Linked DNA regions of Homo sapiens: all the other regions are linked to region 2. Evidence: chromatin loops called from intact Hi-C (ENCODE). Cell type or tissue: heart right ventricle. All regions are shown on one strand. Region 1 has its middle 65 kb from the start of LINC03065. Region 2 overlaps TCF12 (transcription factor 12). Region 3 overlaps LOC105370832 (a long non-coding RNA gene). Region 4 has its middle 54 kb from the start of LINC03065. Region 5 overlaps TCF12 (transcription factor 12). Region 6 overlaps TCF12 (transcription factor 12).

Region 1 (5,000 bases), 390 kb after region 2:
AAAATGATGGACTTGACAGGTCTCAGCCTTCCTGGCTGGACACAACCCTGGCTATGATAGAAACATGCCCAGCTGGAAGCAGCTGACATGTCCAGAGCTTCCAGCAATGGGCTTTCCAATACAACATGTTGGGGCCCTTATTTCCTGTCACTTCTTTTTGGCTGGGTGGCTCCATCTAGCCACAGGCATTCCCTGGGCAGCTGTCAGAGTTAACATCTGAGCCTGGTCAGCACTAGTGCAGCTGTGGGCTCTGGCATTGCTGCTCATAAGTAAATTCCCCAGTGAGCCCACAGTGCTGCCTTGACATCTCTGTTGGGTGCAATTCTCTTCAAAGAAGGCCAGCTTCCTAGGTGCGAGCCCTATGCAGTCACACTGGGACCCGCCCTCAGACCTTGTACTTGGATTCATGCTCTGGTGTTGATAGCTTGAAACTTAAAATAATTTGTGAATAAAGTTTTGCTTTTTACTGGGCTCCATAAATTATGTAGCCTCTCCTTAGGAGAAACAGAGAAGAATACCACCGGCACTTGGGGAAGTGGGTGGGGTTTATCGACTAACCCGCGTCTTGGGAGTGCAGAGCAGCGGCCATTATAAGTAATTGTTTTTTCTCTGGGAAGCTCCCACCCATCTAAAAAGCATTTTAGGCCAGGAGCGGTGGCTCAAGCCTGTAATTCCAGCACTTTGGGAGGTCAACGTGGGTCTTGAGGTCAGGAGTTCAAGATCAGCCTGGCAAGCATGGTGAAACCACATCTTTATTAAAAATACAAAAATTAACTGGGCTTGGTGGCGGGCACCTGTAATCCCAGCTACTTGGGAGGCTGAGGCAGGAGAACTGCTTGAACCTGGGAGGTGGATGTTGCAGAGAGCTGAGATTGCACCACTGCACCCCATCCAGAACAACAGAGTGAGACTCCGTCACCAAAAAGAAAAAGCGTTTTAGTGCCTCAGAAAAGGGAAAAGGGTAGACAGCCTCTAGAATAGCTGTCCGATGTAACTTTCTGTGATGCTGCTAATGTTTTATATATTTGATGTCCAACATAGTGGCCACTATCCCCATGTGGCTTCTGAAAACTTGTATTGTAGCTAGTATGACTGAGGACCTGAATTTAAAAACCTTAATTATTTAAAAATTAAAGTTACATAGACACATGGAGCTGTTACCATATTGCACAGCATAACTCTAAAACAACAAAGTAATTTCTGACCTTTGTGCTTTGATTATTGTTCGTACTGATCTATAGCAAGACTTAGGCTTTGTCCAGAAAGGATTTTTAAATTCAGATTTAAGGCATACCATGAACTAAGATGGGGCCCTCAACTCATAGTGTTTTTTTCTTAAGAAAAAAGAAGATAACCTTACCACCTATGAAAGCTAGGTCATGATATGCGTTGCTCTACCCTGGAAGGGAGATAGTACATGGGTGAATGAGTTGCCCAAAGACTGCCCCTTCCAGTTCCAAGGGATTATGGAAGAAATGAGGAAGACAAGAAGTGAGAAGGCCAGAGGCCAGAGTCTTGGCAAGGAGTGATGGTGAGGAGGTGGTATAGTAGGTGGGTTGATAGATGAGCTTGAGCCATCACTCCTGGGCTTACATGGCCGGGATGTTGTACAGGTGATCTAGCAAGTCCCGTGTGTTCTGATGAGACAGAGGTTTTGAGAGCACAGAGGTACGCCAAAGGGCTCTGGTTAAAACAAAGAGGTACCTGAGTAGAAACTTTGAGATGGCCAGAAACACAGATTCCAGAGGAAATTACTTTACCTCAAAAAGCCAAACCAGAAAAATCAACCTTCAGTGGTCACCAGTCCAGTAAACAGAAAATCTAGCCACTTCACCTTTGGTTAGTGAGGATTCAGATAATATCTCTGCTGCGTGGGTCATCTAAATTCTTACAGACCCCACTAAACAGAGACAGAGTCACTAACTTGGAGGACAACAAAGAGATGGAGAGAAAATGTAAAGACCGTATTTTACCTAAAGAAACTAAAGATAATTTACATAAAGAAGGCATCTGAATTATTGAGCTGAACTAAGTTTAACTGAAGGGGATAAATTTAGGGTCCTTTTTTCCCAATTCCCTGTGGATGAGTAGATGAGTTATGGAGAAATACAGAAGCTATATTTTCCTCGCACATCTGAGTACAGAGTGAATGAATTTGTGACCCCACTACAAATATGTGTGGCTTCCTGCCAAGCCAGTGATGGACAGCAATTCTATTTCCAAGGCTTTGGCAGGGGTGGAGAATGTGTGGGGAAAGGGAGGATGCTAACTTCATGTACTGAGTCTGGGAGCAACAACACCAGCACCATGATGAATTGGCCACTTAACCCACAGATGCCCTCTCTTCAAAGGCACTAGCAACCTCACGTGGGAAGTACATTTTGAGTGTATCTGGGAGGGAGTTTTTCTCTTATCCTCTGCCTGGACAGGGAAGAGGTTGTAGATAACCCAGCTTACTGGTCCAAGAGCTTTGACATCAATGGGAGAGGGGGGATCTGGCAGATTATGGTGTCATTTTGGCTGTGCAGGCCCTAGTCATCTTCTCATGCAGGATCAAGGAGGCATGAGCTACTTGGACAAAATCCTAATATACGAATCTAAATCTAACATCCTGTGAGTCCTTTGTCCAGACAGGTCCTCAAGTCCTCTGTGGGCTACACCACCACCTGCAGGCCAACCCTGAAAAGTACATGTCCAAGAGAATGGAAGAATTACTGGGCTCTATTCTGTCCAGTCGAGACATCTGCATTATGCTTCAAGTGTTTGTAGTCCCAGAGGAAGAGCCCACATGATTTATCAAATATATTTATCAATTCCTGGAATTCATTAGACAATTCCCTACACATTTCTTTTCATAGTCTGTTGTAATAATTGACATGCTCAAAAGGGATGGAGGCTTTTCTTGGTTCTCAGATGCAGATGCAGTCTCCTAACAAGCCTTACTTAAGGTATTCCTGCCTTCCCCTGACCTACCTGACCCAGCCCAGTCCACGTGAATGTCTCCATCCACTGAGATGAGCAATATCTAGTGCTTGGAAGACCCAGCCCTGAAGTCTCCACCTCTGGGTTTCCTTCTCTAGGAAACCGGCTTTTGAAAGAGTATAATTGCTCCTCTTCCTTGGGATTAAGAATCACTTGTCATAGAGTTGGAGTGGCTAAATTAGATGCGGGAACTCAGTTTGCACCAGAGTCACCTTCCTCAAGCACTTTGGGTTTACCATTTCATACCCAATCCTGGGAGCCATAGACACACGAGGGAAGACTACAGCACTAATCCTGGAAATCATCTGCTGGGAATTTTGAAGATAGCCCGTCCTGGCCATCACTAATAGAGGTAGTCAGGTCTGGCAGGGGCCCACACAATTGGGTTTTTATGATATGTGAGTGTAAGAGGAATAGAGTGGTCAAGAATGAGCCTCAAGTCTATATCCTGAGCTGCTGGATGAATGGTAAAGCCAGGAGCTGCAGTGTATAAAACTGTAAGAAAAACAGGTTTGGGAGATAAGACCAAGTTCTATTTTGAAAATGTTCAATTTGAAATGCTTATTAGACATCTAATGGAAATGTCAAGTAGGTGGCAGAATATGTTAAGTCTGGAGCTCAGGGGAAATGTCAGGGCTAGAGAATATAGATCTGGGAGTTATTGACAGAGAGACAGAAATTAAAGCCATGGGACTGGATAAGATCTCCTATAAAGTGAACGAGTGTATTTAAAGAACAGAAGATGTTTAAAGAAATTAAAAAATGAGGAATAAGAGGAAGGAGCCAGCAGACTCAGAAGAGGCCAATCCAGGGACACAGGAGGAAAACCGAGACAGTGCGTTGACTCAGATTCCAGGTGGTTCACCAAGTGAAATAAAATCCACTGAGAGGTCAAGTAAGAGAAGGGCTGGGAAATTGTTCAGAGGATTTAAGACATGTAGAGCTCACTGGTGATCCTGAGAAGAATGGCTTCAGTGCAATCATAGGGAAGCAAACATGATTGGAGAAGACTGAAAAGAGACCATGAAATGAGGAAGTGGAGAGACACTGAGTATTGACAACTTGCTTTAGAAATGATGATGTAAGGAGGCCTGAGAAGCAGGAGGGAGTAGTTGGAGGAGGGTGTAATTCTAGAGAAGACAGGTTTTTTAAAGACAGGAGATATTATAGCATGTGTATCTGCTATGGGAATGATCAAACAGAGAGTGGAGATGTAGAGATGGTGGAGACAGTGATTGATGAAAAGAGCAAAGCCTTTGAGTAGGTGATGGGGAATCCAGGGCTTAAGTCACAAGGTCTAGGAGGACTAAGAGTCTAGGACAGTTTTTCCATCATCAAGGAAGGAAAGGCAAAACTTAATGAGAATGCTGGTGGGAAATGTTACAGTTGTCTTGTGGTTGTTTCTATTTTCTTAGTAAAAGCAGAGATGAGGTCTGTTTCAGCCAGCTCATGCTAGCTCAGTTCACTGAGACTCTGCCCTAGACACAGAGCCAAGTAATTTACCCTGACAACTGAGTTAGAAGAGCCCACGTGTCTTGCAAAAGGTTCTGGATTCTCAGAAGTGCCACTGCCAGATCTGGTACCTGTCCTTGAGAAAGGATGTCTGCTAGAGAAGCAAACACATGAAACGCTCCCACCTCAACTAAGAACCCACCTAAACATGTTAAGACTTTGTAGTCACCCAGTGAAAAACACCACCCAGTGGAGTGGAATGTGGAAGAAGAGCCAGACCTGATTAGAGCCTCCTCCCACATCAGGCTAAGGCTGCTGGCATCCTATAAAAAAATTAAGAAACCTACCTTAAATATTTTTTTTACCTTCTCCCTCTGTGCTGTGTTTTAAACTTGCTTGCTCACAATGGATTTTCCCAGTTTGTCCTCATATTTGGATGGATACTCTGTCTCTACCCAACCTTTTAGAAAAGATGGTTCTTTGGTACTGCCCAAATGGTTTTAAATTCAGCTTCTCCGTAGAATGCTTCCCCTGAATCTCTACCTCTTCAGCTCCAATGAGCCTCA
Region 2 (5,000 bases):
ATATAGATGGATCAAGTGCTGCTTTAGTAAATGCAGTTGTTTAATCTTTGCTTTTTTTTTTTTTTTTTTTAAAGGAACATGTCAAGGGTTAATCCTATGACTCAGTCTGACAAAACGAGTCAGCTGGAGACAGGGCCAATTTTTAAACCTGATTTCAGACAGGCTGCCTGCACAGTAGTTCTGAACTGTCATGCACTTTTTATCCAGAATTGTTTCCACCCACAACGCTACATAATCACTTATGTGTTACTCTAAGATTATGTGATCTGACTCAATATTCATGTCACCTAGTTCAACAATATAAAAAAATCACCAAGTTTTACAGCAAGATAGGAATCATTGTACACACTAGCAAAATGACTAGTGAAAATGCCAGAGGACCCTGACAAAATACGTAACTTGGAGCCATATACCTTTTATTAGCAAACTGATGATTCCTGGTTTAAAGATTATTGCATTTCACCAATTTTCAAATATGGCTTTTCCTCCCAAATGTTATCAGGATGTTATGTTTGCTGCTATTCCAGTAGTCATTAAGCACAGACCTAAACTAGGCAAGAAAAAGCCATAACGTGCTTTGCCTAAACAAGTTACTTCTTTACTGACGATATAGGAAAAGATGTTTTCAAAAAGTCTACCAAGTAAGAGCTCTCTGGAAACTTCAGTTTAAATTCCAGGCTTCCAGGCAAAATTTCCCTCTTCCATCTTACTTTTCTGTTGATTGGGAAACAGATCTTCCTTGGAGAGCTATATAAAATTTCTTAGAGTTATCCACGCAGTATTTTTATCTACTTTATTAGCTCATTTTTATCCTGATATTTGGATCACTACAACAGTTATAGCTATTTTTAAATGATCCGTAAGCAAGAATGTTTCTAAAGGTAACACAAAATTCTAAATAGTTTTGGAAAGAAAATTTTTAATTGAAGTGAATTATGTATCTTGAATTAGTTAACATAGGCCAGTTAGTGGTTAATCTTACTGTATATTCTTCTAAAACAAACAGGCAACATTCCACTGTCCCAAAAGCCAGAAGATCTGGCTGGAAAAGTAAACCTAAAACCCACTCATAATATTCCTCACGAAAAGTTTCAACATTATTTCTAAGTGAATCAAATCTTGGAAAACAGACTTTCAGAGTAATAAATGAAGCCAAACTTAAAAGCTGACACATGAATAACTCCACGAATGAACACTATATTTTCCTAAAGGATGAACTCGGTAAGTAATAAATTATTGGCTGCAAGGGAGGTAGGGGTGAGGATAGATTTAAGAGGATAGTGAGAGAATCTGCAACTGAACAAATTCAAAGCAAAAGAACCTTCCCCAATGCCTCTTCTTCCTCATCTACCTTGTAAAGAGATGACATGTGAGTGAATGCTGTCTCTCAAATGTGCAGTATTTTAGTTAGCCTTGCTAATTAAGTCAGACATCAAAATTCCAGGTTTTATATCTGAACATTATATTGCAGACTTCTCTGGTAGTATATGCTACTTTGTAAATATGTTCAGAAAGTTGTTATTCTGGTTTTTCTAATATCCTCACATTTTAGAAAATTTACTTCTGCAAGAAAGAAATCAAGAATATAAAACTCCAGTGAAATAATGCATCATTTTCAAACCAATCCACTAGCATTCAATGCATATTATTTAAAGTTAATAGTGTTATTGATCTAAAATCAATAGTGCATCTTTTAATTCAACAATCACTCCCATCTTGCTGATAACCCAGTCTATCAGTAAAAAGCCTTCTAATTACTATCTTTCCACTGTATGAAAATCTTAAAAATCAAAGACTTGATTTTTGTGATCTTTACTCAAGTGGCACTCCATGAAAAAAACTGTTCCAATTAAGCCTCAATTGTGATTACCAAAATCTTAACCAAACCAATAACCAGTGGATATTAAAGATTAGTCTGAGTACTGGTAAATAACTTATTTGGATATCAACACATATAAATATACACTTCTCAACACAATGTAAAGACACATGCTAAAATTCATAAAATAGCGTCTGTCTCAGATACAGGATATCAGATGTCATACTGTTTCTTTACAAATATCTCAAGTCTAAATTGAGTTTTAGAAATGCTTAATGATTAACAAAACAGAAAACACCTACCTATATAGCCAATGGAAACAATCACCTCTGTAAACTGCATTTTTAAGGCAAAAGAACAATTAATTTCCTTTTGACAACCATACGACTATAATGAGGATATGTAAAAACAGCCATACCTCCTGGAGAAGAAAGCAAATAAATCTCTTTCTGAGGTGAATAAATTGTATCCCTCCGACATCAACATGAACAGAACTGACAGATCATACAAAGCTTCTAAAAGGCAATCATTAGATAACCCTTCAAATGAGACAGAACTATATAATTACTGAGAATATGTAAAATCTGAAGCAAATTGCACGTTTCTTTTGATCACAAACTCACAACGACAAAGCAGTTTTCTTTGAAAAATTAAAGAGGGGGGGTCCCCCTGCCCCTGCATCTCTTGGCTGTCCCTTTCTTTCCCCTTTCCTTCCCTACGTGAATTGCAGTTTGTCACTTCTCATTTACCACTTGAAGTAACACAGTAAGAGAATCATTAACTATGTTGCAACTTGATAATTTTCCTGCAGATGGCTCCATAATCAAAGGACTGCCTAAAGGTGTGTGTATGCACACATTAAAAAAAACAATGAGGATGACCCTCAGGTTTTTAAATTCCTTAAGAAACCAGCACTTCTGAAGAGCTTTCAAGACTGACACAAGGCTTTGCGCTATTGACTCGTTAGGCAATCTAACAACAAAACAAAACTGTAGGCAAACAAAGCTATCATTCAAAATCATCTGTAAAGCTAAATAATTTTTGTGAACATGATGTCTTGGGTCAAATTAGCTGTCTCTTAAAGAAAGTGCCACCCGTTTTTTTGTTTCTTCTTTTGGCCTGTGCGATTTTTTTTTCTTCTGAACTGGAAGACATCAGATCCTTTCAATTTATGAGAAATGGAACAGCACCAAGATATTCTATTCTATTTTAAATTCATTTTTTAAAAGACCAGAAGTTAACATCTGCATCTTAGCCCAGAACCATTTCAAAAATCTGCAATCCAAAGCTGTAAGTAACTTATACATTAAGTTATTTTTTGGTCCCCAATCTATATTTTTGTTTCAGTAAAAATTCTTGCTAGTGGTAGTAATTTTTTAATACTTCTTGCCTCTAAATAAATGTTGAGTCTACCAAAACATCCTCCCTCACATTTGTGACAATAAAGTAAAAAAGCAAAGCTAATTTTTGCTATATTCACTGGAAGAAATCATACAGATCTTGAATTTATGAAAAGACGTATCTTTTAAGAATGGTTTCTTATTAGTAAATTCTGGTGACCATTCTTAACAAAAGCCAAAAAATACTTCACTTTGAAAAGACATCTAAGAAGAGTGACATCAACAGGGAAAAAGATGGGAAATGGTGTCAGTCATACATTTTCAACAAAGAACAACGCAAAACAAGCAGTGCTTGACCAGTATTTGGTTATGCTTCACTATTCCTAACAATGACAAGTGTCCCTAAACAGACACTGGGAAACAGATATAAAACTTGGAAGAAATTTGTTAAGCTACTTGTTCTATGTAGCAGTAGCACATGTGTATGCAGTAGGGCAGAAGTATTCTCCCTATCATTCATTAGTATTCTATGTAATATAAGATGGGCTACTCAGGTCCCAGAAAACTGTGGAGTTATATCATGTAACGCGAAAGAGCACTAAACTGGGAGTCAGGAGACAGGGATCCAGGTTTCAGCTCTGCCTCTCAGGAGGCAAGAGAGCTTAGGGTAGGTCGTTGACTCTCCCTGAGCCTAATTTTCCATTTCTGTAAAATGCAGGCATTAAACCATTAAACTAGGCCAAAGACTTCCTAGCCATTTCACCACTAATAAAACATTTTATTATGCACTCCACCCCAAAACTCTGAATTCCTATTTTGAAAGATTTTTGTCTCTCAGACTCTTTTTTTAAAATTCCATTATGATAAATATTTTTCTCTCTTAAAAGGAAAAATCAAGGCAGGGTATGGTGGCTCATGCCTGTAATACTACCACTTTGGGAGGCCAAGGTGGGAAGATCCCTTGAACCCAGGAGTTTGAGACCAGCCTGGGCAACATGGCAAGACCTGTCTCTACAAAAAGTTAAAAAATTCACTGGGTGGTGTGCACCTGTAATCCCAGCTACCTAGGAGACTGAGGTGGGAGGATCGCTTCAGCCCAGGAGTTCATGCCTGCAGTGAGCTATGATTGTGCCACTGTACTCTAGCGAGGGTGACAGAGAGAGACCGTCTCTAGAAAAACAACAACAACAACAAATGAACAAAAGCAAAAAAGAAAACTCAAAGCCATGTAACTGCAGTTCAGAACTTCAGATTAAAAGGTAAATGAAGCATTGCCATACTGAGTTGAAATAATTCCAGTGAAAGAAACCTGATGTTTAATTACCATTTTATTTTGGTAAAGTATAGAATCCACAGAATTTGTTAGGTTTTTCTGATGTATTTTGAATCTTGTTGTATTCAAGATTCAAGATTCAAGCTGTGATCCACTGGCATAGATGATACCAGGTGTCCACACCAATCTTAAAGTGTGTGTGTGTGTGTGTGTGTGTGTGTGGTGTGTGTGTGTGCGTGTGTGTGTATGTCTCAAAGTCCTGCTTTGTTGCCCAGGCTGGAGTGCACTGGTGCAATCTTGGCTCACTGCAACCTCCACCTCCCGGGCTCAAGCCATTCTCATGCCTAAGCCTCCAGAGTAGCTGGGATTACAGGCGTGTGCTACCACACCCTGCTAAGTTTTGTATTTTTAGTAGAGACAGGGTTTCGCCATGTTGGCCAGGCTGGTCTTGAACTCCTGGCCTCAAGCGATCTGCCAGCCTCGACTTCCCAAAGTGCTGAGATTACAGGCATGGGCCACCATGCCCAGCCTTAAATTGTATTTTTATAATCATACCTGCAAGAGGCAT
Region 3 (5,000 bases), 720 kb after region 2:
GATCTCACTATGTTGTCCAGGCTGATCTTAAACTCCTGGCCTCAAGTAACCCTCCCACCTCGGTCTCCCAAAGCTGACATACTGGTTTTTATGTGTGGGTGTATTACCACATTATGTGTATTTGGAAAATAAATATATAACATGTATATCACTTTTTTTTCACAATGGCATACTGCTGTGTTAATCTGCTTCATTTATTCAACAATATGCCATTGATATAGTCTAACAGTCGATGAAAATTTCTAATAATAATCAGAAAGAATTAATACATTTGAAATTTTTAGGTATTCACCCACTACTAGTCTGTCTGATGAGGCCCAATTTCCTTAGCAGGGAAGTTTCCAAACATTTAAATATGCAAATGTATAAAGGCAAATGAGATATCATTTAATTTGTTTATTGTCTTACAGTGAAAGAGAGCAAATGAGCAAGTTGATGCCTTTATGGCAATTATTTTTAGTATGATTTCTTTTGTGCTAAGGTGTAGCTGAAGGCAAACCTCAAATTCTAGCATGAACATGCAGCAGCAATAACATGAATATTTTAGGGGCTATGCGATTCTTTTTGTGGGTTATGGTTGGAAATAAAATTTTAAGTTACAACTCCTTTGGCAAATGTGTAATAAACTACTGGGACTAAGTCAGAATGTGTTTAAGTTCTCAGCCTCAGACCTGTTTCTATGAGACCCAAGTCCTGGGTGTCCAACATTTTCCATAATGTGACCCTCTTTCCTATTATTCTAGATTAATCTTTTACCATTCACCCCACTTAATACAACCCTGCACCTCCCTCTAGTCATATGAACTTACCTGAACAGGACATGTATTTTCATAGTTAAGGAATGTGACCAACTATCTTAAAATACCAGGGCCAGCAAACCTGCAATACAATGGCAGCAGCAGTGACAAACTCAGAGTGACTGGCTGTGCTCAAGAGCAGTGGCCCACACGACTTCGGTCATGGGTTTGATCCGCACCATGGCAGCTCCATTTCTTCTGTGCTTTTCTACCACACTCCACGCTTAACTTCACCTAGTCATCTGTAGACTGGTTCTGTTGGTCAGAATGGGGGCCACATAAAAGCCCTGGCTTCAGCAAATTTCAAAGCCCTGTTCCAATGAACAGTCATGGAAATTCAAAGGGAGATGTTATTATTCTTGAGGAGAACTAACCAATCTCTGTACTAAACCTATTTAAGGATGTTTTCACCCTTCCAAAAAAGAAAACAACAACAAAAAAGTACAGAATGTCTGTGTTTAAGGCATTTCAAGAATTAATGAACCTCATTCTCTTGTTCTTACCCAAGGCACATCGCTGCTTAAAACCACAAAGTGCTGACCTAGCCAGTGGTTCCAGAACCCAGGGCCTCAGCACAGCATTTTAAAGCCTCATCCTCACAGTAAATTACTATTTTAGTGATAGTCCTGGTAACATATGGCAAACGGAAAACACTTTCTGTAGATTAAACAACGTAGTTTTCATTAATGGTTTACTATGTACTTGAGACCTTAAAGAGATTTAACTAATTCTTCATTTGGTACAGTTGCTGCTGAATTATTTAAAACATCTCTTTCCTGCTTTAACTTAGAATTTGCATTAGAAAGTATAATACCAATTAAGACTCCTCCATTGCCTCAAATGCTCTAAAAATAATTGCAAATGAAATCCTAATCACACATACATTTCTTTCCCTGTGACCTCTCGGTTATTGTAAGTTTAAGCAAAATAAATGAACAATACACAGAATTTGCAGACGAAACAGCCAGAAGGTTAGGAAATTACTTATTAAGGTAACGAAAAATTAAAGACTAGTGGATGGCTTTTTGAAGTGCCGGAGACATGTGGTTCAGAGTTCTACATTTAGGTGGAAAACTCAGTGTTTCCATTTGACTAAGATATGTTGAATTATCTCCAGAATTACATAATGTAAAATATAAATGTAACAACTTACACTTATTTACAACCCCAAATTAAAAATGGCGGCTCAGTTGGCTGATTTGAGTTTTATTTACTATGATAAATAATCAAAAGTGAAAATTGGATGCCAGGCATAACTTTGGCTGACCATGTCTTGTTTGCTTATTTTTTGCTTAGCTTGTGTTTCTCTTGCCCCCTCTCCACTTTCTCCTCATGGTATGAAGTTTAAATATTGACTTTAAGCCTGTCTCAGAGGACTTCCTCAAGGTAGACCCAAACTATATCACATTCCTCATAACTACTTCTCTGGTTACCTTCCTAAAGGCAACGTCTACCTAGAATATCTGCTTCTCGCTGCCACATGTTCCTTCCATTCCATTCCATGAAGTCTACTTAACGAGCCCCTTCAGTAGAGAAGTTCTCAACGAATCCCTTCTGGATCCAGGCATTCTGATTACTGTATTATGACTGTGCACTCTACCCAGGTACATGTCAGCTTTCCTAAAATAGTCTGCAAATCTTGTTTTGAGTTACTTTTGTGTTACGACACATTTTCACTTGGGTACATGCCGGCAGATTAGTACACTGTGCTTACCATTTACCACCGAAGAAACGATACTGCTGGACAACAGGGAGCTTAGAATATCAATTTGAATCAGAGTGCCATCTACTGGTACAAATGCTACAATACTATCAGCAGGATTACATGATGCTCGATAAGCATTCAATATGTTTACACCCACACATACACATGAATTGTTCTCACAGTTTGATTAAATAATAAGGAATATGCTATATATATAAAATGAATACTTTGCTATCACCTTTAGTAATATCTATGTTTTTGAAAAACATACAATGATGACATGAGAAAATATTTCCATTTGGATCCTCTAAACAAAACTGTCATCTCCAAAAGATGGGTGTGAATTCTGGACTATTCCCTCTGGTTATTTTGTAACTTAGATTTTTAAATATTTATTGAAAATCATATTTGAAATAAGGAACTGAAACAATGTACAATGAAATGTCTAAATGACATTAAGTTCCTAAACAAGTAGCATTGTGTTGTGAAGAAAACTAGTTTTTGTTTTTATTTAAATCCAGGAACTTAGTTCTTTTATAAGGTGAGCCATCCCTACAGGACTGACTACACCTTTATGTCACGAATGGCTGAGAAAGCGTGATTTCTCAGCACAAAGGAATGTGGAAGGACTTTATAAAAGATCAATATTAAAAACATTTAATCTCTGCTTGTCAGGGTAACATCTTAGCCTATTAAATATTTTCTCAAACCCTTTAATAAATCCAATATTTTTACTCATTCTAAATAAAATTTCCTTGTGGGTAGATTTAAATAAAATGCATAGAAGTACGTCTGTAAATTAAGAGAAAACTTTTTTGCGCTCACATAGAGGCTGATTTGGATAGCATGGAATCATTGGCAACCAAACAGATGCCCTCATCTATAGCCCAGAGACAGCTCTCAGGTGTACAGAGAACATTTCATTTCCAACAGAGAGGTGAACTTAGAACTTGTCACTGATTTTTGCACCCTCTTAATCTTCCTGTTTATTCTGTGCTTCATTAAAGTCAATCTCCACAGGGCAGACTGTCATCTGAGCCCGGCCTGTCCTGCTGTCTGCTCTCTCCAGAGAGCATCCTTCATCCTGATAAACAGGCTGCGAGCTGGACATGTGACTGAGCTCCTTAAGGTAAATAGACTACAGAGAGTTGTTCCTTCCATGCTGGCTCAACAGAATTTGATAAGCAGAATCATTGACGTGTGCATCATAGTGGAGACAATGCTTTTCCAAAAGATGGGGTTTCAAAGTTACTGTTGTGAAAGAAATAGAGGATATTTATGTTTATCTTTGTGTCACACCATGCCTTTAAACGCTGTATTAGCTAGTGTCATTCATCTGCCAAGTGTCTCCCTCAGGATTCAGCATCATTTATAGAATGTCTTTGCATGCCAGTTCTGGGCTAGGCACTGAAGATGTAAAGACTTATATGGGGAGGGAAAATGGTGGCCATGGTAGGAAACATAGCAAAGCTCTCTTGGGAAGCCATAAAGCATGCCATATTAACAATGCCAGCCTGTGTGCTGAGTGTAGGGTGTGCCTGTTTGTTGGACTCGCAGATCATGTTATTCCAGAGCAATTGCTTTATCTGGATGAAAGGGCAAAACCGGGGCCTGAGACTGGTTTCCAGGCAGCACTGTTCACCATGTCTCATGTTGACAGATAAAGCACAAACTTACCTCTGAGGATCCATGGCTTTCTGTCTTACCTATTAAACCAGACCTCGACCAGACTCTGGGGAATGAAAGTCTAATCTCTCAGGTAGAAGGGCTTAAAGGAATCTTATATCCCTGAACTGAGGACAGTTAAGTTTCTATGACCACCAGCTGAGTACTGGAATTACTTTTCCAACAGCTGGATGATGGGAACTCTGAACAAGATACCCCAAGTGTCATGGCAAGGGTAAAGCCTCAGATTGTGGGTGGCCCCATAAGAAGTGGGGAGCTTTCATCCCAGTTGATCAGGGCAAGGAAGGTCTGTGTTTGACAAGTGGAAAGCATTGTAATGAAACTTGTTCCTACTTAGCTGAGAAGGAGGGTGTAGTCACGGAGGACTCTCAGCCAGCCCAGCCCAGTTTTCTCAGTTTATGAGAAACAAAAATCCAAGAAGTGTCCTGATGGTTGTCCCTTCTCAATAACTACTGCAATTTCTGCTTGGGAGGCATAACCAACAACAAGAAAACCAGGACAGCTCTAGGAGATGGGTCACTGCAGGCTCCAGGCCCAGGGCAGGGCATCAAGGGCAAGGGCTGCAACATCAGTAGGGCTGCCATCCTGTGCACATCCTACCCATCTTCAAAGCTTAGTGTAACCAACTACTCTCCCTTTTAGCTCTCCCTTCCCTCCCTGGACCACATGCAGCTCTCCCTCTTCTGATCTCCTCTTACAATGTGGTACAATTAAGCAATTTATTATATTAGTCTCATAGTCTAATTGTTCCTTCTATGTTGTGTTACCACAATGAGATCACAATTGTGTCTTTCATTTCTTTGAAATCAGAA
Region 4 (5,000 bases), 380 kb after region 2:
TATGAAATTTTGGATTTATAAAAACTTAAAAATTTTTATTCTTAGCAACAGATTTAAGAATAAAAATGAGCTTCTGTCATGAACAAATATTATGAGGGTTTTTCTTCTTTCTTTCTTCCTTTTTTTGGCCACACCCCAAGCAGTTATTAGGAACTGACTAAACACCCACTGTGTATCCAGAACTGTGTTAGCTACTTGGAACTATTAAAAAGCAGTTGGAAAAATGATTCCTGTCCTTGAAGAATTTAGGTAATATGTCTCAGGAGTAAAAATTAGTGTACCCAGAACAATCAGGTAACAAATAAACAGTTGCTTTGCTGTCTCCACTAATAATGTAATGACTTCCCCTCCATTTCAGTCTGTTGAAATTTTACCCATTCTTCAGGATCTGTCTCCAGAACTGTCCTTTCTATAGCTTCATTGATTTCTTGAATATAAGGTCGGGCCCATATTCCTGTGAACAAACCACCCAAACATTTGATTTAAATTGTCCCTCTTCAGATGTCTTTGGCTCTTTATCATCTACAGGCCGCAGTTCAGTCCTGACCACCTCTCTTGTCTTTTCCCCACCAGCTCTTCTAGGTACCTACTGTTTTGAAGGCAAACCAAATCCTAGTACCAAACTCAAACCTAGTTTGGTACAGAACCTGGTAGCCAAACCAAAGTTGATAAATGCTGTGCGTTTCCACATCCAGTCTTTTCTTCCTGGAATAACCCTTTCCTTCCCTTTCCCCCAACTTAGTCCCTGATGAAGTTCCACTCATCTACTAACTGATCTCAGACCTCACTCTCTCCATGAGATCTTCTCCCTTTCCATCTACTAGACCAGAATGTCTCTATATTTCCTGTACCTATTTTTATGATTCTGGGTGGTAATGATATTTTTTCATGTTTGCATTCCCCTTCTAGCCTCTGTACCTTGAGGGTGGCACCCATGCCTGACTTATTTGGGAGTCCTGAGTGCCTTGTAGAGTGCCTGACACACAGCAGGTCCTCCATAAAATTTTATTAAAATGAGTTAAATTAAATAGGAGTCCAGAGAAGACTTGAGGTAGCCAAAGGTCCTCACTGAGCCTTGGGTTTTATATCAATTGAAAGTTGAAAAGGGGAAAACAGGAGCAACACCCCAGAGATGGGCACGAGCCTAGCAAAAGCTGGGGACTATGAATGGACACATCTGGCTTGAGTGGAGCCTGTAGAATAGGGAGTGTTGGGAAATAAGGTCAGAAAGGCTAGGCAGGGCCATGGAAGACTTCGTCAAAAGCAGAGGAGGTGAAACCTGATATAATAGCTAGTGCAATTTAAGAAAAGAAAAACTTAGAAATATCTGTACACAAAATAAGCCTTATCCCTTCTATAATACCTCTACTTTGGAATTTATTATTTTGTTACTATTAGTATATCACTGTTCCAAAGGGCCTTCCATCAGTGAAGCATAACAGTGTGGGGTTTTGAAGTGGAGTGTGATGCATGGGCGTTGGAAGCCCTGGAGTTGAATTTCCACTCTGGCACTAATTTGTGACCTGCTATGGTGAAATTGTTTTGAGTCGCTTATCCTCGGTGTTCTCATCTGTGAAATGAAGGCATGAAGGTGCATGACATGATTCATGAGTTCCCTTTGATCTCTAGTACTCAACATATGGAAGGATAATGAATTCTTAGCCAACTTATTAATCTACCCTTGTTCTTCTTTTTCTTTCTGTTTTTTTTGAGATGGAGTCTTGCTCTGTCACTCAGGCTGGAGTGCAGTGGCGCGATTTTGGCTCACTGCAACCTCTGCCTCCCGGGTTCAAGTGATTCTCCTGTCTCAGCCTCCTGAGTAGCTGGGACTACAGGCACATGCCACCACGCCCAGCTAATTTGTATGTTTTTTTTAGTAGAGACGGGGTTTCACCATATCGGCCAGTCTGGTCTCGAACTCCTGACCTCGTAATCCGCCTGCCTCAGCCTCCCAAAGTACTTGGATTACAGGTGTGAGCTACCGCACCCGACCTGTTCCTGGTTTTTTTTGCTTGCTTGTTTACCAGTTTTCTGGTGTCAGAGTTGCTTTATTAAACTGGTCTCTGACAGTCCCACAGTATGTTCTGCTGAGATCAGCCTCTGAAGCTTAACCATCTTGTGAGATCTGGAAAGCCCTCCTCAACCTCCACTCCTTCAAATCCCAGCCCCAGCCAACATCTTTCTTAAAGTTTTCCTGACCTCTGCATGTCTTTGCTATTTCCTCCCACTTTTAGGGTTTAAAGACAGTTTTTCTTTAGTTATCACTTGCTTCATATTGGCTTTTCTCTCTCCAATTAGTTTGTAAACATCTTAAAATAAGTAACTGTTAAGTGCAGTATTTGCTTATCTCCCCCACATCACCACAAAGCTAGGCACAAAATAAACATCTAAGGAGGTTTTTGAATATTGAACTGAATGATGTACAAGGGATATTAATAAAAATAGAAAAACTAAACCGTCAAAAAGGATAATCTATAGGGATTGGAATGGAAATAATTGTAGCATATCAATAATTTTATACATGGTATTTTGTACCCAGCAAAAGACTGTTTTAAGACAGAGTGATCTGTGAAGTTTCTGGTCTGTGGGCTTGTCTTGAATTAAAGAGTGGGTGGTACTAGGGCTTAGAGATATTCCAGCCAACTCGAGGAAAAGAGAAACAGAGAACTGTTTACTGAGTGACTTTGCTGTTGGACATGTCCCAGCTGCAGCTTGGGAACATCGGGCAGAGTTACCACCCCGCTGCCACAACCTCTGCCAACTTGGATAAAAAGCAGTGAAGTTGACCTGTCTTTTGGCTCTGGAACAAGGCGAGGGAGCGCACCAGCAGGCATGGGAAGGAAGAAGTTGTGAAATGAAAGACATGAAAAAGAGATGACTCTGATCTTCTTTCCCCTCACTACCCTGAGTCTCTCTCCTGCCTCCTTGATACCTGTAAACTGGTATAAAGCAGAATTCTATACCTTACACCAAGTGGGGCCTGGGGCCCTTGGAGTCCAGCTTGGGATAACAAGAAAGCAGTGAGAGTCAGTTGTTTTGTTCCCTAAAGCGGTTCTAGGTTTGAAAAGGTTTGAAATTAATCCTCTAGGAAGGTAATTAGCTTTCAAACAACATAACACTTCAAAAAAATCAATGCAAAATATAAGACAAAAGGTCGCTGTTTAAAGTAGTTGAGTTCTAGATCTGACAGTATTGTGGCTCTCTTGGTTGTAAATTAGCTCACGGAGATAAAATGTCTGAGTTTAGGACTTCAGATCCTGCCTTTGCTGTCAGATTGCCTCAAGCTGTCTCTGGTAGGAAAGTCTAGAAACATGGATTCATTATATACCCCCCCACTTTCTGACATGCTCCAAATCTGTTAGTGTCTGTAACAGAGCTCTGCATTGCATTGATTTGTCTTACTGTGTGAGGAAATTATGGGAATAACTCCCATGTGTCAGCAACCATTTAGTCAGCACACAGTTCCTTACCAGGGAAAATGGCAAGATTTATTAGGGAAAGTATCTGTCATCCCATATAAATAGATGCACAGTTAAAGCATATGTAGCAGGCAGGGTGTATGTTTCTGTGTGACTGATCATAAGGAACTTATTATCAGGAACGCTGTAGAAAAATCAGTCATTTGGGAAGGTGGCAAGCATAAGGGTACACTTATACTTCATGCAAAATGTCCCTCAAAATTGTAATTTTGGCTTTAAGTGCATTGTTGCGGTAGGAATCATTTTTATTAAAAATATATTTTTGCTTTAATTTTTTTACTATTGAGAAAATATATGCAAGTGATAAAACAGGCAAATAATAGAAAAAGGATGTAAAGGTCTTTTTCCTCTGCTTATGCCAGTCTCCTGTGTCCCTCTCCCTCAGAGGCCATCACTGTTGCCAATTTATTTTGTGTCATTAGGAAGTCTGCACAAACAAGCTCATCCTCTTCTTCAGCATTACACACATGGTAGTCCACACCCCACACTCTTCTGAAGTAGTTCTGGAAATCATTTCTTATTAGTCTGCAGTATGATCCAGGCTTATTGTTTTTCATAGATTTAACCAATGTTGACATCTTGCCTGACTTTAGAGTTTTTTGCTTGTTTGTTTTAACATTACAGATACATTTTAACCATAGCACCCACTGCCCAATTCCATTGCTCTCTGCCCAGAGATAATCACTATCCTGAAATTAGCATGTATCCTTCCTTCCTGGTTCTTACATATTTTGCACATACATAGTTGATATTTCATTGTGTGACTTTGGCACCATTTATTGATCCACCATTCTTTTTTTTCCCTTTTTCTTTCTTTTTTTTTTTTTTTTTGGAGACAAGGTCTCATTCTGTCACCCAGGCTGCAGTGCAGTGTTGTGATCTCAGGTCCCTGCAGCCTCAATCTCCCCAGGCTCAGGTAATCCTCCCACCTCAGCCTTCTGAGTAGCTGAGACTACAGGCATGAGCCACCATGCCGGGCTAATTTTTGTATTTTTTGTGGAGGCAAAGTTTTACCATGTTGCCCAGGCCAGTCTTGAACTCTGGGGCTCAAGAGGTCCGCCTGCCCACATTGGTCTCCCAAGGTGCTGGGATAAAGGTATGAGCCACTGAGCCCTGTCCACAATTATATTTTTGAACATTTAGGTTGGTTCCAATGTTTTGCTATTAAAAACGGTGCTACAAAAAACAATGTATTTCATTTCTCCTTGGGCATATGCGTGAGAATTTTTTAGGATACATACCCACAGGCAGAATTGCTAGGTCATAGGTTAGCATGTGCTCATCAACTTTGTTTGATATTGCAACATTGTCCTCCAATGTGATTTTCTACAATACACATTCACACCAGCCATATTTACAAGTTCTTTTTTTCTTTTTCTTCCACATCCTTACCAACACTTGGGCTTCTCAGACTTCTAAATTTTGCCCTTCTGATGGATGTGAAATAGTACTTCATTGTGGTTTTAATTTGCATTTATTACTGAAGTTGAGTATCTTTTATGTTTTTTGGCTGTTTAGTTT
Region 5 (5,000 bases), 200 kb after region 2:
AAATCGCCTTTGCAAAGATTATGACAGTGAGAGAGAAGTCTAGTATGGCTGACCCCACCTTGCTTCTAGCCTCACAGGATGGCTGTTCTAACTCATTCCTGGATATAGGCCAAGTTAACCATGGGAGAAATGCAGTTTATAGTTTAACTTGGAAGCAAGGATGATAACAGTCCCCCCCTAAAACTAATCCCCCTCCTTGCTCAGGGAATGAAAATTAATGAAAGGTCACAAGGTTAGAATTACAGGAGGGGCATGAATTCTAATAAAATGTAGGCATAGTTTCTATAGTCTTTTGCTTCTAGGGAGTCATGTGGCCAGAGGTCACAAGATTTGTGACATCCCCAATTGCTCCTATAGATAACATCACTATTGAGAACCTAAGGCTGGTCTTTTGAGATGTTTTTCAAAATTTTTCATTCTGACAACAGACTGACTCCACTGGGACCCGTGACTCATGACTCAAACCGGTCCTGTGGCCTCCACCCAGAGGTGGGTGGACTCAGCACATGAAGACCGTTTTTCCGTACCCCTATAATTTCATCCTCAACCAATCAGCAACAGGATAATTCCCTATCCTCCTGGCCACCATATTACCCATTAAAAACCTTAGCCTCCCTCTGAGTTCCCAGGGAGGCTGATTTGAGTAATAATAAACTCTTGTCCTTCTGTTTGGCCAGCCCTGCATTAAACTCTTTCTTTACTGCAATAACACTGTCTCAGTGAATTGGGTTTATCTGTGCAGTGGGTAAGAAGAGCCCATCAGGAGATTACAAGTATGTGAGACTTTGAGAATAAAAGAAGTTTAATTCCTATGTCTAACCAAAGGAATTAAATAATACTAATCTGTTCAAAACACATGGTCACTACATTGATAGTAAAAGGCAACGAGTAAAATACTTCTGAAATACCTTCAATATTGTCTGCTAACAAGTTGCACTTTAGCCAGTGCTGGCTACCAAAGTATTAGAACTTTGCCTACTTTCTTGTTAGGTTGATTCCTAAAAACTCTTTTCTACCAAGGTATCAACTCCTCTCATTCTTAACAGCTACCAAATTCCAAAAACAGTTTGGCTTGACTTTCTTACCAGATTTATTCAATTTAAAGTCAATTTAATTGTCTCGTAAGCCTTAGTCAGTCCAGGCCTTTCACCCCATTCTAGATTTTTATCAACACATCTCAGCACAGAATCAGAGGGTCTTCCTTACTCTAAAAAGAACCAGTAGTTAGCGTGGCTCATCAACATCCAAAGCAATAACTTTTGTTATTATTGTTTCAATCTCTCTCTTTTGTTTTTGTTTTACTTTGAGAAAAGAACTTTTATCTGAGGAATATGAGCCCTTTCAAATTATCAGGCCCCGGCTAGGGCACAGTGGCTCATGCCTGTAATCCTAGCCCTTTGGGAGGCCAAGGCAGGTGGAGTGCTTGAGCTCAGGAGTTCAAGACCAGCCTGGGCAACATGGCAAAAAATACAAGATGGGCATGCTGGCACGTGCATGTAGTCCCAGCTACTCAGGAGACTGAGGTGAGAGGCTGGCTTGACCCCGAGAAGCACATGTTGCGGTGAGCCGAGATCTTGCCACTGCACTCCAGCCTGGGCGATAGAGCTAGGCCCCATCTCAAAAAAATAAAAATAAAAATAAATAAATAAATCCGGCCCAGAGAGGCATTAAAATGAGACAGCAATTACATCCTACTTCCTGCCTCTTGAGCTATGCAGTCATCTGTTGAAACTGCTTGCTATTGCAACAAGTAGCTATAAATTAACCTAATGCCACACACATAGCTTAACAATGTATAGCCAATCACTAATCAATGTTATTTCTGTAAACTAACAAAAATTCCTAACAACTTTGTATCAGTCCACCTGTTTTGCCTCTAAAAATTCACCTGTAACTGCTGCTAATCAATGTGTATATTCAGAGCAACTTGAATCTATGCTCCCAGGTTGCAATCCTCAAGCTTGGCCCCAATACGCTCTCTACTTACATTAATTTTGCCTCAGCTTCTTCCTTTTAGGTCGACACTTTAGTGTCCTAAATTACTTTTTGACTGGCTTTCCAAGATCCTTCTACTAAAATGTAAAATTCAACAGTAACACCTCAACCCTCACTGGGTGATTCTTACACTCCCTGGAGTTTGTGATACATGGAGGTTTACCAAAATAATCTGGTGTCCCTTGCCTTCTTTCCCAGATTATATTATGTGACAATCCCTTCTTTTCTAAAACTGGGTGAAGAAGAAGAAATATACATGTATATTTAAAGAACAAGTATGTAAGGCCACATACCAGAGTCACCAGGAATTCATTGCAAGGTATGACTTTTTAAAATCTAAAGAATGAGGCAATGTTCAGGCAAAAAAAAAAAAAAAAAGAAAGAAAATTAGACCTTCTCACATCTCCTGAGGTTGCTTACAGTTTAACTGGTGGGTTTTAAAAAATATTACCAATAATTCTGCACTGAACATCTTTGTATGCCTATTTTGATATACCTACTTTGTATACCTACTTTTGCACATATATTTAAAGTAAACAATGTTGGGCTAGCATGCTAAAGCAGGGCCCTGCAAACTTTTTCTTAAAGGAACAGTTAAGAATTATTTTTGGCTTTGCCCATATGGTTCTGTTGCAACTACCCAATTGTGCCTTGTAGTGCAAAAGCAATGATAGGCAATACCAATAAATATTGGTGCGGCTATGTTACAACAAATCTTCATTTACAAGAAATAAGCAGTGAGCCAGATTTGTCTCAAGGGCGATAACTTGTGACTCTCCTTAAGTCAGCTAGAGGGCATATACATTTAAATGGCATTGCTAGGCTGAAGGGTATATGCCTTTGAAATTTTTATTTACTTCTCAAATGGATCTTTTATTACATGGGGCTACGAGGCCCTCAAATGGACACTCTAGAGAGAGCACCCATAATCTCAGTGTCAACTGTGTCAAGGGCCTGAGATTTTGCCCTACTTGTAAACTAACAAGGTAGCCTGCCACCCTTTCAAGGATGAAGGTAGAAGACAGGAGACTCAGATCAGAGACAAATGACTTTATTAGTCACATCCCAGCAAGAATATATCAGCATATTTGCATCAGTTCCCTTATCCCCACTGTCATGACAGCAACACGGATGAGCCCAAATGGATGTCTGCATGCCCAGTGCGTTTACAGGAAAGGAAGCCTGAGTTTAGGAAGCCCAGATCTATAATGCACAGTAAGTATGGCTGACTTTTGCTCTGGAGAGATAAATTCTCTCTCCATATACACAGTAAACATACCTGCCCTTTGTTCCAGAGGGAGAAACTATGTCTACTTTCCATGGCTGTTTAGTATACAAGCATCCTTGAAAGGACAGTCCAAAACAAAGGCAGTCAGTGCTTCTGCTTGTAAAACATGGAAATGCAAGAGGCCCAAGGAAAATCACCTTCTAACAATATGTACCCTTTGCTTCTACATTGTCTTAGGCTCCCAGTCAATTTTTCTATAAGTATGCCATTCTATCAACCAAGCTGATTAATCTGACCAACAAAGGGAGGACCAAATGTATTTAATTTGCCTTATGAATTATGTAATTAAGGCTACTACAAACAGGAACTCTGAGCAGCAAGGTGAGGTCAATCTACAGTACTGACTTCCACTAGGTCCTCTAGGGTCTTGGACAAAATCAGCTAAACAAATCCCATAAACCATCAAAGTCTACCTTAGAAATTCAACTGGCTTCCTCCTCATGTTTCTGTGTTGACCTTTCCACTTAAACTAAAGCATTAATCCAGGTATAGGAAGATGCATTGGCAATTACACAGAATCTACCTTGTAATCTGTCTGGCCCATGAAGAAGTCCCAGGCAATTCTATCATACATAACAATTCTGGCTAGTGACTTGATGCTGACCTGAATACCTTTTAGAGATAAAATCCTAACACTAATCATTTCAGCTGAAGTCAGGGACTGATTTCATAATACCTATCCTAACCGGATGACTCCATCCTAGAGATAAACTACCTGCAGGGTACACGTAAATAATGAATGAGTCAGCCCCTCCAGGAAATTCCCCCAAGTAATCTAGGTTAGCCTGATTTTGGAGAAATCTCAGCAATCATATGAGAACTATATGATGTTTCCTTAAATACCTAAAGGTCTCTTAAAATCACTCTTACAATACAAGTCATTATGTTTCTGGTAAGGGGGCAAATTAATGTCTGGCTTCTATATAAGAACTAAGGGACCAAGAAGTCATGAGATCGCCCTGGAAAGAAGTGTTGTTTACAATGGTTGGAACTCCACAAGTAAGATATAAATCAGTCAGGGCACAAGCCCACAGTACTTCAAACAAGGTCTTCCATCAGAATAGTGTGGCTTAGCATTCTTATTTTAGTTCAAATAACTGAGTCTCTAAGTCCTTGTTTTTTTGGAGAAACTGTCTAAGAAACATGACATGGGGCTATGTAGCCCACAAATGGACACTCCAGAGACAGCACCCATAATCTCAGTGTCAACCATGAAGGGCCTGAGATTTTGCCCTACTTCTAAACTCAGCCAAACCTCAGCCAGCCAAACCTCTCCTGTTTGTCCACACAACAGCAAGGTGGCATTCAGCCACTTTATGGAATAACTGAGCAATGGCTACAAAAATGGGGGTGGGCAAGACATCTGAAGATATTGACAGCTATTTTGCATGGAAGGTTAGAGTGCTGGGGCCATCATTGGTTATGGGGAATGAAAACCAAAACATGGGCTGAGCCATCTGGAAACGGGTGGGAGACTTAGCACTATGTTAAATTTAAAGCATCTGAATTTTGGTTTTGGTTTTTCACTTAAGACAAGGTCTGGCTCTATCGCCCAGGCTGGAGTGCAGTGGCACAATCTTGGCTCACTGCAACCTCTGCCTCCAGGGCTCAGGTGATCCTCCCACCTCAGCCTCCTGAGTAGCCAGAATTACAAGTATGTACCACCATACCCGGCTAATTTTTTATTTTTTGTAGAGACAGGGTTTCGCCATGTTGG
Region 6 (5,000 bases), 68 kb after region 2:
CAGCCTCCCAAGTGTTGGGAATACAGGCATGAGCCACTGTGCCTGGCCATTTGAGCATTTTTTGAAAAAACAATTTTTGTAAACTTGTATTTTGTCATTTTCCTTGAACATTCCAACTTTCCAAGTTCCCTCCCACTGAAGGCTGCTGGTTTGGCTTGTTAGCCCCTCTGTATGAATTGTTCTTTTGTCACAGCATTAAGTCTGTGAGGGAAACTAGACAATTTTTTTTTTTTTTTAAACAAAGTCTTCCTCTGCTGCCCAGGCTGGAGTGCAGTGGTGTGATCATAGCTCATTCCAGCCTCCAAACCCTGGGTTCAGCCTTCAAACAGCTGGGACTACAGGTGCATTTGCATTTATTCAAATATTATTTCCTCAGAGAAGGGTTCTCTGACTAAACTATCTAAAATAACCCCACTCTAGCCTTTCTTTCTTTCTTTCTTTTTATTATACTGTTAACAAAAATCGACCTGGTAAAGTGGCTCACACCTGTAATCCCAGCACTTTGGAAGGCCAAGGTGGGAGGATGGCTTGAGCCCAGGAGTTTGACACCAGCCTGGGCAACATAGTGCGATCGTGTCTCTACAAATAATAATAAAAAAAAATTAGCAGGGCATGGTGACGTGCACCTGTACTCCCAGCTATTCGAAGGCTGAGGTGAGAGGATTGTTGAGTCCAGGATTTGGAGGCTGAAATGAGCTATGACCACACCACTGCACTCCAGCCTGGGCAGAAGAGCAAGACTTTGTTTAAAAAAAAAAAAAAAAAGTCTAGTTTCCCTTGCAGAGATAATGAAACTTGGCCAGTAACCTTTGGTAAAACCATTATAACTCACAATTTCCCCTTTTCCTATTATAAAGTTTAGGAACTCTGCTTTAATTTGTATTGTCACTTTATCTACATTTTACTATCATTTTCCATATTTGTATTTTGCTATTATCACATATGTGATAACTGAACCCAAAACTCCTTTGCATTTTCTGTTCCTGTGACTGTCTCTTTCCATTCATAATTTTATAAAATATGCACAAGGATTTAACTGCACCTTTATAGGTTTTTTATTTTATACTTTCTGTTTTTTTTCCCTAGAACATGCAAAGATCTCACTTAGTGCTTTTATGGTAAGAGTTTATTTTGGGTAAAGCTTTAAAAAAAGTATAAAATGCTTTAAAATATTTCAATGAAAGATTATAGCAGATAAGCAGGATTAATTTAAAAAACAAACTATTTGGGGATCAGAAGTAGTTGTTTAATAGGATATAGGTTTAGAGTTCCCAAAAGATATCTTACAACTAAGGAAATAAATATAAAGATAGCTCTAAAGGGTTAGATAACTATTACACTGATGTTAAACAAATACCATGCTTACTGGAATTAAACTTTCTAGAAGTAATAAGCTTAATAACTGAATATATAGTTACATTGTTAGTACTGAGAATGGAAGAAGTGATCCAGAAATGATTGCATTTATTTCACTTTTACTTCCTCAACTTTTTGGATTATATTCAGCCAATATCTATTTAAGGAACTGCTTTGGAAGGCCCTTATGTTTTATGCAAGGCACTGCTATTTTCCCAAATGAATAGAATATCCATTCTCCAGCTCCAAGTTTCCATGACAATAAAAACAAAACATTCATCAGCACCAACTTGGTATTTTATGGCAAATGCAGCTGCAGCTTATAACAGTTCAATCTTTATCCCAACTCATTTCTGCCTAACAGAGGCACTATATTTCTCCAAATCAACTGAATTATTTTTACAGTGATTTTCCCCACCGCAGACCTAAACACTAACAGTGTGTTACACCATCTCTAATTATCATCCACTCTTCCCAATTTCACGCCAAATACAATGAAAGGTTCCCAAATGTTGCTAAGAGCACATTTGATTTGTGAAATCTGAAAGCTCAGTTGATTTAAGTATTACAGCTTTAGAGGAATGTATAATATTTAAGCTTTCATGATTAACTACAAAGAAGACAGAATTTTGGAAACGAAAGACATTCACAGCAAACAAAAAGCTAAATTAAAATCAGTCAGATTATGGTAAGACAGTGCCCCCTTGTGTCTTGGTATTTCTGCCTTGACTAAATCCGGTATTCATTTCCTTAGAGTTCTATAATATAAATTTGAATATTTTTTGTATCACAGAAATAAATAGAACTTGATAACTCTCCTAAGACAAAATCCTAATTTAAAACAATATGAATACACTGGCTATTAAATATAAGTGATTTTTACATGAATACTCTGTAACATGGTGAAAATGTAACAAATTTGTATATCTAGTAATTTCATTTTAAATTTCACATTTAATTTACTATTAGTGAGAGATGTTGACAAAGTTTTAAGAATGAAAGAAAAACCTTGCTACTATCAGTTACATTTTCCTTTGGTATTGGTTCTCCTGTGTAACCACTTTATGCTAGTACTGGTTACCCTCATTATTACCCTGGGGCAACTAATGAGTTTGAGGCTTTACACAGAGAACAAGACTGTATTAAATAGAAGAAATTAACATGAAATCTTAAAGGGTATATGTAATAACAATATGAGTAATACCCTAAGTTACAAATAGCTTTAGAAATAAAAAGTCACATAAAAAACATCATTCATGTTTTTTAACTCCACTCAAAGTGTAATATTCAGATCAGAGGCAAGGCCATGAAGTTTGTAAAAATTCAGAATCTCGGGTACCATACCAGATGATCTGAACTAGAACTTGCATTTTATAGCAAGATCCTTGGATGATTCTTATAAGCAATAAAGCTTCAGAAACGCTGCTCTAAACTCAAAAGCCTTCCTACCCTCAACTATCACGCAGCAGGAGCAGAGTAGCATAAGGAGAGGCTGACTGACCTTTGGGCATAGAGTTAGCTTTTAGAGATCAGGTGGATTCAAAGAAAGAGAGAATCAGGAACAGCTCTAGGAAGGCATCCCTGAGTATATAAACTGAGGCTATGTCAGCGTGCTTACCAAAGTGACTCCTACACCAACTCTTTTTCCCTTTTTCATTCTCTAAAATATATTTTTTAAATGAACAGCTAAGATTCTATCAATCTGTGGTCAATATGGGTGACCAAGAAACTTCAAAAAGCAAATAATGTAAGAATTAGAAGTCCATCACTCATTATCAATGATCCCTAGTACACATTTTTTTTTTACATATTTCAAACTACATTTACTGTGCATTTTCTATCTTATTTCACACTCACCAATCCCCTGATAATCAAGTTTTATTATTCCCATTTTATAAATGAGAAATCATTTATAAATGAGAATCATTGAGGTCAACTAAATTACCAAAGGTCATAAATGTAGTGAAGGCTGAGCACACTGCTAAGATTCAGGTTCTGATTCCAAATCCTAGGTTCTCTGTACTGTAACACATTACCAATACTCATTAATGTAAATAAGCTTAATTAGATTGCCTTTCTCCCAATATTAGCTATGGACAGAATACCCTGCAGAATAACTTTAGAGCAGAAGACTAAAGCAGCACAGTAGCCCTGGGCATATGGAAATGTTCTTATTAAGATGTTTAAATGTTCTTAAATAAGGGATGTTCTTATTTTCTTTTGGCTCATCCATATTTTGATTTTCTACAATAAACATTGTATTTGATACAGGAAAAGTATTTTTAAATGCTCATAGTATATAGTATATTCCTTACAGATAAGCTAAAATCTTTAAAAGAATTCATGCATGTGAAGTAACCCATATAACATGTGCACAAAGAAGTTAGGTCTGCCAGGTATGGCAGCTCATGCTTGTAATCCCAGCACTTTGGGAGGTTGAGGCAGGTGGATCTCTAGTGCTCAGGAGTTTAAGACCACCCTAGGCAACATGGCAAAACCCTATCTCTACAAAAAAATTCAAAAAAGTTAGCTGGGCATGATGATGTGTGACTGTAGTCCCAGCTACTTGGGAGACTGAGGTGGGAGGATCACTTGGGCTCAGGAGGCGGAGGTTGCAGTGAGCTGAGCTCGTGCCACCACACTCCAGCCTGGATTACAGAGTGAGAAGCTGTCTCAAAAAGAGAGGGAAAAACAAACGAAGTTACGTCATTTGATGATTTGACTTACCCAATCATCAGTACAAAACGGTCACAAGTTTAGGAACACAAGTATAAGAAAAGAAAGCCTATAAAGTGTAAGAACTCTAAGTAATTTATGTAATTAAATGCTACTTGTTTACATTAAAAGCATTTACATTAAACAGTAAGATGTCATCAAATTATTTTCAAGTAAGTTCAGGAATACGCCCTGTTCTGGTCCAGAATGTGAACTTATTTGTACTACGCATCATCTATTTCTCTTTCTGTCACTTTCATTTTAAGAGTGAACAAATTCCAAAAGATAATCCTTAGAATGTGCCTCGTATCTATCCCTTTCTTTCTGCCCATAACAATCACCATCTCAGTTTAGATTCCTGTGGATGAACACATAAGCATTTGGCTCCCAACTGATACCCCTGCCTCTAGTTTCTCTTTGCTCCCATCTATCCATACAAGAACATCATCTTCATTACACTCCACTGTTCAAAAACTAATAGAAGTTTCCCAGTGCATGTGAAGGTGGATCAGGATATGCTATCCTAAAATATTACACTTTGGCATAAGAATTATTTTGTGCTGAAGGCATTTCAGTTTCTGAAATCCTTATCTGCCTAAAAGCAGAGCCTCCTAAAAGAACTCAATTGTCAAAAAAACCCTCCCCAGGAGCAACTCTAATCTCTCTTACTGGAGACAGAAGTAAGCACCACACCCAGAGAGACACTGTCACAAAGTAGCCTATCTCCAATCTATTATCCTAAAGACCCATTTATTTTTACAAAAAGTCATTTGCTTACCATAAGTGCCCTGACTTTTCCCTCTCTTTCTTCTACCAAGTTAGGTATACAAACTCCAAATTTTAAACAGTCTTTTGAGTAACTCGTCTCTGGGTACACTCATGTGTATAGGCAATGCACATGTGAATAAACCTCTGTCTGCCTTTCTCTT

Evidence for each region. Hi-C counts contacts between places; a loop is a spot of excess contacts. Peaks named below come from ENCODE experiments on the same cell type or tissue, not always from the same donor. Only the 100,000 strongest peaks of a DNase experiment are listed, where the experiment ranks them.
Region 1: a loop joins it to region 2, with 5 times the contacts of the local background. A loop is called at or near these places in 41 of 110 quality-filtered maps.
Region 3: it touches region 2 in a loop (5-fold over the local background); 42 of 110 quality-filtered maps call a loop at or near these places.
Region 4: it touches region 2 in a loop (2.1-fold over the local background); 41 of 110 quality-filtered maps call a loop at or near these places.
Region 5: it touches region 2 in a loop (2.0-fold over the local background); 9 of 110 quality-filtered maps call a loop at or near these places.
Region 6: a loop joins it to region 2, with 10 times the contacts of the local background. A loop is called at or near these places in 73 of 110 quality-filtered maps.

Annotation. Positions count from the first base shown.
Region 1 is chr15:56,819,564-56,824,563 of GRCh38, reverse strand. No RefSeq gene overlaps it. Among named protein-coding and RNA genes, the nearest start is that of LINC03065, 65 kb to the left of the region's middle. RefSeq lists an enhancer at 228-397. In heart right ventricle, a CTCF peak has its summit at 2,671 (motif pointing left); DNase peaks (open chromatin) are centred at 140 and 2,653.
Region 2 is chr15:57,211,634-57,216,633 of GRCh38, reverse strand. The region is part of intron 8 of TCF12 (transcription factor 12); the gene reads right to left. Among named protein-coding and RNA genes, the nearest start is that of SNORD13D, 65 kb to the left of the region's middle. In heart right ventricle, a CTCF peak has its summit at 2,629 (motif pointing right); no DNase peak of the experiment used is centred here; H3K27ac peaks cover 1,947 bases.
Region 3 is chr15:56,494,314-56,499,313 of GRCh38, reverse strand. It overlaps LOC105370832 (a long non-coding RNA gene), which reads left to right. Exons shown (of 4, transcript XR_007064652.1): 2 at 2,241-2,401; 3 at 3,523-3,631. Among named protein-coding and RNA genes, the nearest start is that of MNS1, 32 kb to the right of the region's middle. In heart right ventricle, a CTCF peak has its summit at 2,603 (motif pointing left); no DNase peak of the experiment used is centred here.
Region 4 is chr15:56,830,131-56,835,130 of GRCh38, reverse strand. No RefSeq gene overlaps it. Among named protein-coding and RNA genes, the nearest start is that of LINC03065, 54 kb to the left of the region's middle. In heart right ventricle, no CTCF peak of the experiment used is centred here; a DNase peak (open chromatin) is centred at 2,750; H3K27ac peaks cover 1,019 bases.
Region 5 is chr15:57,015,100-57,020,099 of GRCh38, reverse strand. All of the region lies in intron 3 of TCF12 (transcription factor 12), which reads right to left. Among named protein-coding and RNA genes, the nearest start is that of TCF12, 99 kb to the right of the region's middle. In heart right ventricle, a CTCF peak has its summit at 2,903; a DNase peak (open chromatin) is centred at 484; H3K27ac peaks cover 998 bases.
Region 6 is chr15:57,143,648-57,148,647 of GRCh38, reverse strand. All of the region lies in intron 5 of TCF12 (transcription factor 12), which reads right to left. Among named protein-coding and RNA genes, the nearest start is that of SNORD13D, 130 kb to the left of the region's middle. In heart right ventricle, a CTCF peak has its summit at 2,065 (motif pointing left); no DNase peak of the experiment used is centred here; H3K4me3 peaks cover 1,013 bases; H3K27ac peaks cover 2,192 bases.